Linked DNA regions of Homo sapiens: region 1 is linked to region 2. A link is an interaction called in ENCODE POLR2A ChIA-PET data of the cell type or tissue named here. Cell type or tissue: GM12878. All regions are shown on one strand. Links, peaks and the distances in the headings refer to the core of each region. The heading gives the core; the rest is flanking DNA.

Evidence for each region. ChIA-PET counts read pairs that join two places held together with the same protein. Peaks named below come from ENCODE experiments on the same cell type or tissue, not always from the same donor. Only the 100,000 strongest peaks of a DNase experiment are listed, where the experiment ranks them.
Region 1: POLR2A ChIA-PET joins it to region 2 with 7 read pairs; 4 of 35 experiments call an interaction of 5 or more read pairs at or near these places.

Annotation. Positions count from the first base shown.
Region 1 is chr2:42,476,571-42,483,148 of GRCh38, reverse strand. The region is part of intron 1 of KCNG3 (potassium voltage-gated channel modifier subfamily G member 3); the gene reads left to right. Among named protein-coding and RNA genes, the nearest start is that of KCNG3, 14 kb to the left of the region's middle. In GM12878, for the core only: no CTCF peak of the experiment used is centred there; a DNase peak (open chromatin) is centred at 3,137.
Region 2 is chr2:42,749,246-42,755,823 of GRCh38, reverse strand. It overlaps MTA3 (metastasis associated 1 family member 3), which reads right to left. Exons shown (of 17, transcript NM_001330442.2): 17 at 1-2,450. The coding sequence ends at 2,425. Among named protein-coding and RNA genes, the nearest start is that of OXER1, 12 kb to the left of the region's middle. In GM12878, for the core only: no CTCF peak of the experiment used is centred there; a DNase peak (open chromatin) is centred at 3,353; H3K27ac peaks cover 1,362 bases.

The sequences.
Region 1 (6,578 bases), core at 1,978-4,477, 270 kb after region 2:
ACAGCTGTTTTTTTATTTTTATTTTTTTGAGACAGGGTCTTGATCTGTCACCCAGGCTGGATTGCAGTGGTACAGTCTCCTTTCACTGCAACCTCTGCCTCCCTGGCTCTGGCGATCCTCCCACTGTAGCCTCCCAAGTAGCTGGGACTACAGGCACACACCACCGTGCCTGGCTAATTTTTATATTTTTTGTAGAGATGGGATCTTGCTATATTGTCCGGGCTGGTCTTGAACTCCTGGACTTGAGTGATCCATGTATCTCGGTCTCCCAAAGTGTTGGGATTATAGGCATGAGCCACTGTGCCTGGCCTAGAATAGCTTTATTGAGATATAATTCACATACCATAAAATGCAGTGGTTTTTGGGATATTTACAAGATTGTGCAACCGTCACCATCTAGAGTGTTTTTGTTTTTGTTTTGAGGTGGAGTCTTGCTCTGTTTGCCAGGCTGGAGTGCAGTGGTGCAATCTCAGCTCACTGCAACCTCAGCCTCCCGGGTTCAAGCGATTCTTGTGCCTCAGCCCCCTGAGTAGCTGGGATTACAGGGGTGTGCCACCATGCCCAGGCCCGGCTAATTTTTGTATTTTTAGTAGAGACGGAGTTTCACCGTGTTGGCTAGGCTGGTCTTGAACTCCTGACCTTGTGATCCACCCACCTTGGCCTCCCAAAGTGCTGGGATTACAGGTGTGAGCCACTGCGTCTGGCCTACTGCCTGGCTAATTTTTAAATTTTTTGTAGAGACAGAGTCTCTCTGTGTTTCCATTCTGGTCTTGAACTTCTGGCCTCAAGCAATTCTCCTGCCTTGGCCTCCCAAAGTGTTGGGATTATAGGCATGAGCCACTATGCCCGATCTGTAGGTTATATTTTTAAAAATCAATTGCAAGTTGGTTTTATGGCTCCCCATTCATGTATTCGTTAAATTCAACAAACATTTATTGAGCACCGACTATGTATTTAGGACTGTTTTAGGTGTTGGGGATATAGCAGTGAATAAAACAAAGTCCTTGCTTTCAATGACCACCTATTCTATTAAATAAATACATAACACTGTAGTCCCAGCTGTTTGGGAGGCTGAGGCAGGCAGTTTGTTTGAGCCCAGGAGTTTGAAGCCAGCCTGGGCAACATAGTGAGATCCCATCTCAAAAGAAAAAACACAATGTAAGTTATCTTTCATGGGATTAGAGAAAAACAACAACAAGAAAAACCCAGAGGGCGATAAGTGTTATGAAGTAATAAGTCAGAATAAGGGGTGTGCAGAGTGTAAGTGTGCGCCATGATTAGTACAGGCCTCTGTGATAGGTGATGCCTGAATAGGGTCCTGGAGGGATGCAGGAGGCACCTGGGAAGATAGCTGGGTGAAAGAGTTTTAAGCATAGAGAAGAGGAAGCACAAACCAATCCCTGAGGCGGATATGTCTTTGGTCAATTGGAGCAACAGGAAGGAAACCGAGAGAGGTGAGAGTGGTGGGGAATGCGGGGGAAGGCAGGGGACGTGTAGCCCAGGAAGCGCCTTATAGATGCACCAACTAAAAGGATTTAGGTTTGATTGTTTTCTTTTTACCATTTGTTAAGGATTTTGGATTTATATCTGAATGTGGGTTTTGAGGAGAATAGAGAATTTGGCTTAATTTTAAAAGGTCGCTTTGGTCTGCATGTGGAGTATAGACTCCAGGGTCCTGCAAGGGTGGAGCCAGTGAAGCCAGTTAGAACCTCAGTAAGAGATGCAGGGTGGGTTTCTTGGCTAGCTCACAGAAGCCTTTGGTACTGGTATTTGGTTTCTCCTGGATGGTCAAGGACTTCCTTGAGTCCTGGGTTCAGGCAGCTAAAGGTCCTGTTGATCCAGGCTGTGGTGTCAGGGTTTCCCTTTTTCTGGGTAAAGATATTCTTATAATCAGCCAAGTGAGCCTCTGGCCTCATGGTATGACAAGGGTCTCTACTCATCCCCCACACACTTTGTTGCAGGACCAATGGGAGTCTGGAGCTGGGGTGGGCAGACTATAACCCGCAGACGAACTCAGGCCCACTGCCTGGTTTTTGTGTAGCCCCTGAACTAAGTAAGAATGGATTTTGGCCAGGCGCAGTGGCTCATGCCTGAAATCCCAGCACTTTGGGAGGGTGAGGCGGGCAAATCACCTGAGGTCAGGAGTTCGAGACCAGCTTGGCCAACATGGCGAAACCCTGTCTCTACTAAAAATAGAAAAATTAGCCAGGTGTGATGGTGCATGCCTGTAATCCCAGCTACTAGGGAGACTGAGGCACAAAAATTGCTTGAACCCAGGTGGAGGTTGCAGTGAGCCAAGATCACGCCACTGCACTCTAGCCTGGGCAACAGAGCAAGACTCCATCTCAAAGAAAAAAAAAGGATTTTACTTTTTTTTTTTTTTTTTTTTTAAGATGGGGTTTCAATATGCTGCCTAGGCTGGTCTTGAACTCGAGCTGAAAGGCTCTTCCTATCTCAGCCTTATGAGTAGTTATGGTTTTTACATTTTGTAAATGTTGAAAAAAAATTGAAAGAAGAATATTTTGTGACTCGTGAACACTACATGACATTCACATTTTAGTGTCCATAAATAAAGTTTTATTGGAACACAGCCACACTCATTCTTTTACATATTGTTTATGGCAGCTTTCCTACTACTTTGGCAGAGGTGGGTAGTTGCAATAGAAACTGTATGGCCTGAAAAGCCTAAAATATTTACTATCTGGCCCTTTATAGGAAACATTTGCCAACCCCTGATTTAGAATGGTGGTGCCACCCAGGCCTGGACTTAACACTTTACCAGTGTCTAGCTACAGGACCTCAGGCACGTTCTTTCCCTAAGGCTGAGTTTGCTTGTCTGTAAGATGGGGATAATGAGAGTACCTGTGATATTTGGTGGCTTCCAGGATCAGGAAGTGATGCCTGATTCTAGTCTTCTAACCAGCCATGCTAAGCGCCCTTGGATCCAACTGAGGACCACCCTGACTTACAGAGTGTTCTATTTCCCCAAAGTACTAAACAATAATTAGAACTTATTGAATCATGATAGTTCTGGTAGAACAGGGGCTTTTATGGTTGGTGTGGGATATCAAGTATTTAGAAGTTAAGTACTATCTGTGTGTGTTTTTGTTTGTTTGTTTTTGTTTTCTAATTTGAGACAGAGTCTTGCTCTGTCACCCAGGCTGGAGTGCAATGGTGCATGCAATCTCAGCTCACTGCAACCTCCACCTCCTGGGTTCAAGCAATTCTTGTGCCTCAGCCTCCTGAGTAGGTGGGGTTACAGACATGTACCAACACGCCTGGCTAATTTTTGTTATTTTTAGTAGAGACAGGGTTTCACCATGTTGCCCAGGCAGGTCTTGAACTCCTGGCCTCAAGTGATTTGCCCGCCTTGGCCTCCCAAAGTGCTGGGATTACAGGCGTGAGTCACCCCGCCTGCCTGATTTGTGTTAATTTCAGAGATGCTTAAGCCTCATTTATGCCACTCTTTTTTTCTTTATTTTTCTTTCTTTTTTTTTTTTTTTGAGACAGGGTCTTATTTTGTCACCCAGACTGAAGTGCAGTGGTGCTATCTTGGCTCACTGCAGCCTCGACCTACTGAGCTCAAGCGACCCTCCTGCCTCAGCCCCCCAAGTGGCTGGGACTACAAGCATGCACCACCATGCCCAGCTAATTTTGTTGAATTTTTGTAGAGATGGGGTTTTGCTCAGTTGCCCAGAACTGGTCTCAAACTCCCTAGCTCAAGGGATTTGCCCACCTTGGCCTCCCAAAGTGTTGGGATTATAGGTGTGAGTGACTAAGCCTGGCTATTCCACTTTTATATGACGATATTCATGCTTGAGCTCCACCTTGGAAAATACCAGGATTCACTACTTGGAGCTGATTGTGAGATGGCAAGTTACTTCTGGGTTCTAGTAAGTGCTTTATTCTTTGTATCTATCCTAGAGAAAGAAAGTTTAGCTATTCTTGAGTCTGACTTCGTAAATCTGGTGGCTGGGGAGGCAATGTGTGATCAAAACTGGGATTCAGGAGATAGGTGCTACAGATTGAGCGTCCCAAATCTGAAAATCCAAAACGTGCCAAAATCTGAAACTTTTTTAGTGCTGACATGATGCTCAAAGGAAATGCTCATTGGAGTATTTTGGATTTCGAATTTGGGATACTCAAGTGGTATTATGCAAATACTCCAAAATCCAAAAAAAAAAAAAAAAAATTCAAACTCTGAAATACTTCTAGTCCCAACCATATTAGAAGAGATACTCAACCTGTATTAAATCAGGGACAGCTGTTTTAGTAATGTATTAAAAGTTTATGATTTTATATGAAATAAACTGGGATGCACACTTTAAGAAAGGAAGTGAGTTATATGTGTTAATATTACCCAGTAACTCTTGAGGCATAACCAAGACGGGACCCTTGCCCTCAAGTAGCCATAGAGCCATCTATGAGAGAAGGTGAGATGGTGCCGCTGTGGAAGGCAGTGCAGGTGGGGGACAGAACTAACACAGCCTGGGGTGTCCCAGAAGGGCTTCTGAGGTTATGTCATTTGAGTGACACCAAACTGTGTTAGTTTTTATATCCTCCACTACCATGTACTCAATTTTTTTTTTTTAAGCTTTACCTAAGAATGTCTTTGACAGGCCAGGTGTGGTGACTCAGACCTGTAATCCTAGCACTTTGGGAGGCCTAGGTGGGAGGATCACTTGAGCCCAGGAGTTCAAGACCAGCCTGGGCAATATCATGAGACCTCTTCTCTACAAATTAAGAAAATTAGCTAGGCATGGTGACGTGCACTACTCCCAGCTACTCAGGAGGCTGAAGTGGGAGAATTGCTTGAGCCCAGGAGGTCGGGGCTGCAGTGAGCCATGAAGGTGCCATTGCACTCCAACCTGGGCAACATAGTGAGACCCTATCTCAAAAAAAATTCTAGTTTAATATATAATATGATAAATATAGATAGATGTAATTTACATAAAACAAAAGCTCCTTTAGATCCTCAGGAGTTGAGTGTAAAGGGGTCCTGAGCCGCAAAAGTTTGAGAACCATGGTTTTAAAGGCAACCAGTTTCCAAGTCCTCAACTTCAATGTGGACACCTATAACAAGTAGGCCTGAGAACGTGCCTGTGGTAAAGGCTCCAGGCTCTCCTTTCACAATTCCAACTCCCACTTTACAAACGAAAAACACTCCTCTCACTCATCCAGAACCTTACTAAGGTGCGTTGTGTCAGGGTATAAAACCCTGTGGGATGCCCGTGAAAGAGGTGACTCAAAAAAATATATATATATTTTTTGAGACGGGGTCTTGCTTTGTCACCCAGGCTGGAGTGCAGTGGCACGATCTTGGCTCACTGCAACTTCTGTCTCCTGGGTTCAAACGATTCTCTGGCCTCAGCCTCCCTAGTAGCTGGGATTACAGACATGCACTACCATGCTTGGCTAATTTTTATATTTTTAATAGAGACGGATTTTCGCTATGCTGGCCAGGCTAGTCTCGAACTCCTGACCTCAGGTGATCCACCCACCTCGGCCTCCCAAAGTGCTAGGATTGCAGGTCTGAGCCACCATGTCCGACCCCGACACAAATATCTAATAAAAATTTTGTATTGACCAGCTACTTGGGAGGCTGGGGCAGGAGAACGGCGTGAACCCGGGAGGTGGAGGTTGCAGTGAGCCGAGATTGCGCCACTGCACTCCAGCCTGGGCGACAGAGCAAGACTCCGTCTCAAAAAAAAAAAAAAAAAATATATGTGTGTGTGTGTGTGTGTGTGTGTGTGTGTGTGTATATATATGTGTGTGTATATATATGTATATACACACACATATATATAGTATTGAAAAATTTGTCTTGAAATATTTTAATGTATCGTCCCTTTCTGCCTTTAAGCATAAGAGTAACTAGTGTATTTAGCAGTCACTGGAAACCTTTTGATCTAAGTATTTTTTTTTAATCAGTACTTTTTTTTTTCTTTTTTTTTTTTGAAACAGAGTCTTGCTCTGTCGCTCAGGCTGGAGTGCAGTGGCGTAATCTCAGCTCCCTGCAACCTCCGCCTCCCGGGTTCACACCATTCTCCTGCCTCAGCCTCCTGAGCAGCTGGGACTACAGGTGCCTGCCACCACGCCCGGCTAATTTTTTTTTTTTATATTTTTTAGTAGAGACGGGGTTTCACCGTGTTAGCCAGGATGGTCTCGATCTCCGGACCTCGTGATCTCGCCGTCTCAGCCTCCCAAAGTGCTGGGATTACAGGTGTGAGCCACCACGCCCGGCCTTAAGCAGTACTTTTGAAGAAGTGAGAAAGTGAATGACTCTAATCATGGGCAACAAATTCTTTTGCAAAGTTATATGATTATCAGTTCTTTGCTTTTTACAAATGTTTTATTTTGTCCGGGCATGGTGGCTCACACCTGTAATCCCAGCACTTTGGGAGGCTGAGGCTGGCAGATCACTTGAGGCCAGGAGTTCGAGACCAGCCTGGCCAACATGGTGAAACCCCGTCTCTACTAAAAATACAAAAAACATTAGCCAGGCATGGTGGTGTGCGCCTATAACCCCAGCTACTTGGGAGGCTTAGGCATGAGAATCTCTTGAACCCGGGAGGTAG
Region 2 (6,578 bases), core at 1,957-4,456:
TGGGGGCTGCGCAGACAGTCTCTGCACGTCCACCCATGTGCTCACTGAACCACAGTGACATGCCACTGACACACAGCAGGGACACCATGGCCCCAGAAAGGGAGCGGGTGGCTGGGAAACCCTCTCAGCACCAAATGCTTCCAACGGCAAAGGCACAGACTAGAGGCGCCTCGGCACCCTTCCTCCATTGCCTGGGGGATTCTGTCAGAACGAGGGGGCAGTTTCCAGAGACAAAGGGAGAGCGTGAAGTCTCAGTCAACATCACCCTCCTAGGATGACTGGACTACAGAACCACGAGCTTTACTTACAAGAGGAAGGAAAAGCCTGCTTGGCACACGTGGCTCGAACAAGCTGCGCTTTTCCCAAAGCCAAATGTCAACTGGGTAGATAGGAGGGGCCTCCCTTCTCCTGCTTCAGACCTGGCCTGACTCCTGTCTCCAAATCTCTTGGGCCTGGGTGAGAGGGCCTCTCCCAAAAGGCAGAGAAAATGAAGCTGGCAGCTGAGTCACGGGCAGCTAATTGTTTCCAGAATCTGCAGTCACCACTTAGTAGGGGTTCAGAGAGAAAGTGAAAGGGTGAGGGAATCATTTCCCCTTCTGGGTCCAAGTACGACAATAAATCCAGAGCAGGGTACAGACAGACAGCTTTCCTGTGTCTTTTTCTTTAGGGAAGAAACATCCACGTGATGCGGCACCTCCTCCCAGGTCTTTGCTGAAGGGACCCCTCAGTGGGAACCCTGAGGAGAACCCCTGCCTGCCACCTCCACCCCTCTCACCAAATGCTTCTGACACAGGCCCCACCCTCAGCGCCCCAAGCCAAGACCCAGCACAGCTCCAAGAGTGGGTGGTGGTGGAGACATCCCATGCTCGCCCTTGCAGAAGCCTAAGATGAGAACCAACTCCTCCTCAGAAAAGAAGCTGAGATGTCTGCAAAACCGCCCTCCACCTCACACAGCACGCTCTCTCTGCCAAGCGGAGCTCAGCCTCCGAGGACACAGACATCTACAGCATCATTATCCTTACCAAGTTACCTCGTGCTTCCCAGGGTGTCAATTCAATTGTAGCCACTCTGTCTTGCAACAGCTTGGCTATTTGGGCCTCTCGTATCTGCCATCCAGCTGCCTCCTAGTAACCCCAGAGATGGCTGGGAGATCAGACTCCAGTTGTCTTTCTTGGGACTGTGACCCTGTGCCTGCAAACAGAGGGCAGGGGAGTTGCCAGCCTCACATCTGCTCAGGGAGCTCATCGGGCGCTGAGCTATTCCTATCCTTGCAGCTGCCAGCACAAGTAGCACAGCTACTCAGCACAGCTGAGTGGCCAACTGTGATGCCACCAAGGGCTCGTGCCGAGGGCAGGTGGGAAACACGAAGAGCCCAAGCCAAAGGAGCAGGCAGGTCCCCCGGGGCCTAGGTCACATGTGCTCACAAGATGTTGGGCTGGAGGGGTGGGGGTCATGGGGTTGGCCACACAGACTCATACCCACAAACACAGTTCTCTCACTCCACACCTCTAGGCCAAACAGAGTCTGTCTGCTTAAAATGAAACTAGGTCATTTGTGACCTGCTGTAGGACCCACCTGGCAGCAGTTCTTCATCAGCTGGTTTGGCTGCAAGGGAACAGGGCAGTAAGCAAACGGCTTGTCACAGTGATACACACGCTTGGCACTTTTAACAACTGCTCTTGCTGGAGCTGTCTGTGACCAAGCAGAGCCGGGCAGAACACCAGTTTCTCTCCAACCACAAAACACAGATGATGAGTTTACAGGCTTATCTTTTGTCAGAACCTCGGTAATTCTGTTCCTTGGAGGAGTAGGAGGGAGGGTCACATATAGGAATGCAGAGGGTAAACAGCAAATTCCCCCATTTCAAAAAAACAAGGATGAAGCCTATCGAGAAAAAGCTGAGTGACGGTAACAGCAAGGACAGGGAAATACCTTGAACCTCATAAACACTGGCGCATTTCTTAAGAAAAATCCATTCAGAAAGATGCCATGGCCCTCCTGTACATATTTAGTAACTATACAGCATAAGACCGAGCTGAGCGGACACATGCAGGGTGGCAGCGGCTCTGAGCTTGCAGCAGCCCCACTGCCAAGTGGCCGCTGTTGCTGGGTGGGGCGCAGGGCGCTGCAGAAGGGAGGAGGTGGAGGGGTTCCCTCAGCCCCTCAATTCTCAGCAGGTCTCGCTCCGTAACAGCGAGGTCTCTGACAAGAAAGCGAGGTGCTGCTGATCCACACGTGGAGACACAGGATTTGGAACGTGCACTCCCACAGTTCCTTCCCCGCCCCATTGCGTCTCCATGGATGCACGCAGAGGTCTCCCACTGAAATGTACTGGGAGTGGGGCTGCCTTCTTCCCAGGCACGGCTGTGAACATCAGCAGGACAGTGCAGCAAGTCTTGGATTGTAGAATGAATCAGGGAAAGCTCAGTCTGACACACAGCACGTGAGTTCTAGAAAAGGGAAGTAACAGTGTGAAGGTTAAACAAGTCCCGATGGTGGAGGCAAGATGAAAGGGAGGATGGACTCACCCCTCCCAACATCACAACCTTCAGGGAAAGGAGGCTCAGCAGTAGGTCAAAGAAAATCTCATGACTAGGCCAGGTGTGGTGGCTCATGCCCATAATCCCAGCACTTTGAGAGGCCAAGGCCGGTGGATGGCTTGAGGCCAGAAGTTCAAGACAGTCTGGACGACATAGCATCACTCTGTCTCTACCAAAATAAAAATAAAAAGTTAGCCAGGTGTGGTGGTGCATGCCTGTAGTCCCAGCTACTTCAGGAGGCTGAGGGGGGAGGACTGCTTGAGCTCACAAAGCCAAGGCTGCAGTGAGCTGTGGTCGCACCACGGCACTCCAGCCCAGGCGACAGAGCAAGACCCTGTCTGAAAAAAAAAAAAAGGGCTCACAATGTAGTTTAACACTGGATCAAAGGGAAAGTTTAATTAGGGCCAATAAAATATATAATTGATACTGAAGGACGGAAAGATCTTAAAAGCTGGGTTTTGAATAGGCGGGTTTAGTGGTCACTGGAGAGGTGCTACAGTACACCAGGCAAGAGAAGAGACTCATGGAACTTTTCTGACGGATACTAAGGAATAGGGAACACAGTTGGCTGGGAGGAGGCACGATCTCATCTGAGCTCATCATAATTAATCATAATGATGTGGGCACCCAGAGGCTATGAACACATTTCTTGTAGGAGGGGAGTGAACTTCACTCTCCCACAGTGTCAGGAACTATTCCTATGCCCCTCACTCCCACCCCCTCCACTTCCCCAAAAACCTTCAACTCTGACCATCTGGAGACTACAGCAGAGACAAGTAAATGAAAAAGCAGAAGTGGCCTGCAAACCACATCACCACCGTGTTGTATTAGAAAGTTGTGAAAGCTTTTTACTTAGTTATTAGGAAAGTGGCTAGGAGGGAAGTGGGGTTGTTTGCTGAGAAGGGATAAGATGCTCAGATATTCTCTGCCCCAGGCACATCACCCTGCTGCCAGGAAAGGACCCAGCAATGCTCACCTTCACAGCCTCAGAGCATGCCAAGGAAGGGCTGCAGGATGGAGCAGAGCTGTGTCTTCACTTCATGAGCTTTTCTAGGATAGGGAAGATACCTGTACCCAGCTTGGTATTTGATATGAGCTCAGCAAGTATGTGTTAAATAAAGGCCCAGATAAATTCAGTTTAGGAATCATGCTAACCTTGCTTTATTGAACATACTGTAGGTTATGTAACTACCTTATTTAACCTTCAGCAGAATCTTGGGAGTGTCAGAAAGGTTAAGAACTTGCTCAAGGTCACAGTAAGTAAGCTGAGGAGTCAAGATTTGAATGTAGACCTTAATTTGTGTCAAGTTTTTCCTACTACACCAAGCTGCTCATTCTCCATCCAGCCCAGTGTTCTGCTAACAGCCCAGTAAGAGCATCCTGACCTCCTCAGTGTCTAAATGGAAGGTTATGTAAGTGTCAGCGTCTCCTAGGAGCCACTCTCTCTTTTTGTATTTAGTGGAGCAGGAGCTCTGTCATTCATCTGTCTAAACCCTTATGGAATTAAACCACCTATCAAAAGAGCTGCTTTTAATAGTTTCCCAAGTTTCTAGCCTGCCATGGTAAATTGTGCTTTTATTTGTGCCAAACTTGCCTGCTGCGGTTTCAGAAACAACCCTCTCCTCCTAGCATCTCAGGTTCTGGTGCCCAGGCTCCACTCTGCCTTCTCCACCCTGGCCACGGTTTTCAATTGAGACAGGCCACCTCTCTGTATTCTGGGCTGAAGAATCCCAGTACTTACCACCTGCCCTTACAAGGTTATCACTTCACTCTCCTCTGCTCAGAGCTTCCCCAGATCCTCTGCATTTCCTTGGAGCAGGAACAAGAGCCAGATACAGAGACTCAGCACAGTAGCACAGGCAGAGAGCCCCAGGAAAATGTCTACATCAATTCTCAGTCTCCTTCCTAGACCATGATGTAGCCCAAATCATTTCTCTTTTTGTTTATTTATTCTCAAATGTATTAACCTATATTTGCCACTTTGGTACGTACTCGCCCTGACTGACAGGCACTTATTTTTTTGTTTGTTTGTTTTTTGCAAAATTTTCCCTAATGGTTTGACTACTCAGAAGTACTTGAAGTCCATGGACTTGGAGATTCTGCACTTAAATCAACCAATCCAATGAAAGCAATCCAGCCAGCTAGCTGGTGGCTTCTGAGTTAGTTTCCTTTCCTTCTGAAAATCAGAGAAGAAACCACAGAATTTTAGAAGCTGGAAAGCAGATAAATGAGTGATAACAGACTATGCACTCAAGACAGACAGACTTGAAGGTTCAGTGTGGAAAGCTGAGTACCCAATTTGTCTAGAGAACCCCAAAGGCTCATGAAATGACACCAGGTACCTCTGGAAGTAGGGGAGGGGACTGAAGCAAGGAAGAGGAGTTAAAGGCTCTTTGAGAAGCAGCTGGATCCCAAGAAGCTCTCCCAACTCCATACCACCAGGCAACTGTCTACGTCCCACCAGTCGAGATATTTATTCTCTGACGAGGACAAAACCGTTTCAGGCCTAGGGGACACGAGGCACCATGCACAGCTAAGGACAAGGCTACAATTATAACAGAGAGAGATCAAGTGAACCTATGTCTACTGAATGGTGAGCCCCCAGCCTTCTTCCCATGAAGCTCTCAGAATGCAGGTAACAAACATTTATCCTCTGGGGAACAGATAGGAAGAAACTTCTCTGGGGAATCTGACAAGCCCATGAGAAAATATCGAAAGAAACTGGCATTTATCGTCCAAACACCAGGCCAACCTGATCACCCTACAGTGAACTGCACTACAGGTTCTGCCAAGAACAAGCACAGAGCTTTCACTCTGATTTTTAGTCTCCTACTTTTAAACATTGTTTGACAACAAAGGTCACCAGGGAAAAAAAAAACAAAGACCCTCTAACAGCAGGTGTTAGAGACCAAATAACACATAATCAACAGAAGAGTACAAATTGGAAGAAACAGAGAGAAGAAACAGAGAAGAATACTTAAACAACAAAAAACATGGCCAGGCGTGGTGGCTCACACCTGTAATTCCAGCACTTTGGGAGGCAAAGGCAGGTGGATCACAAGTTCAAGAGATCAAGACCAGCCTGGCCAACAGAGTGAAACCCCGTCTCTACTAAAAATACAAAAATTAGCCAGGTGTTATGGGGCGCACCTGTATCCCAGCTACTCAGGAGGCTGAGGCAGGAGAATCGCTTGAACCCAGGAGGCGGAGGTTGCAGTGAGCCGAGATTGTGCCACTGCACTCCAGCCTGGCGACAGAGTGAGACTCCGTCTCAAAAAAATAAATAAATAAAATAAAAATAAAAAGCCACTATCATTAATATCCTCAGGGAAGAAAAAATACAGTATCTATGAAACATACATAGTATGTTGTTTTTTCTTAACTGAGAGAAACAGGAGGGGAAGCACATAGAAGGACTGAGGAGCTCTGCTTCCTATCGTGGTAGGCTAATTTGACTAACCCTCCAGCCAGTAACAGTGATAAACTCTGGACGAAATATAAAGAACAACTGTTTGAGGCCAGGTGTGGTGACTCACGCCTGTAATCCCAGCACTTTGGGAGGCTGAGGTGGGAGGATCACTTGAGGTCAGGAGTTCAAGACCAGCCTGGCCAACACGACAAAACCCTGTCTCTCCTAAAACTACAAAAATTAGCCAGGCATGGTGGTGGCCACCCGAAATTCCAGCTACTTGGGAGGCTGAGGCAGGAGAACTGCTTGAACCCAGGAGGCGGAGGTTGCAGTGAGCCGAGATCATGCCACTGCACTCCAGCACGGGTGACAGAGCAAGACTCTGTCTCAAAAATACAATAAAATAATTTTTTTAAAAAAGAACAACTGTTTGAAAGTACTAGAGAGCAACCAAAATCAGGTAAAAATTGGAGGGGTTATGAACCTAGAAAAAAGAGAGACAAAGTAAGAAAAAGTGAGACAAAGTGAGAGCCACTCTTAAGTGTCTTTCCCCATGAGCACATTCATGCAGTATGAGATGAATATAGCTCAGGCAGAAAGCTACAGTCTACTAGGCTGAGGAACCAGAG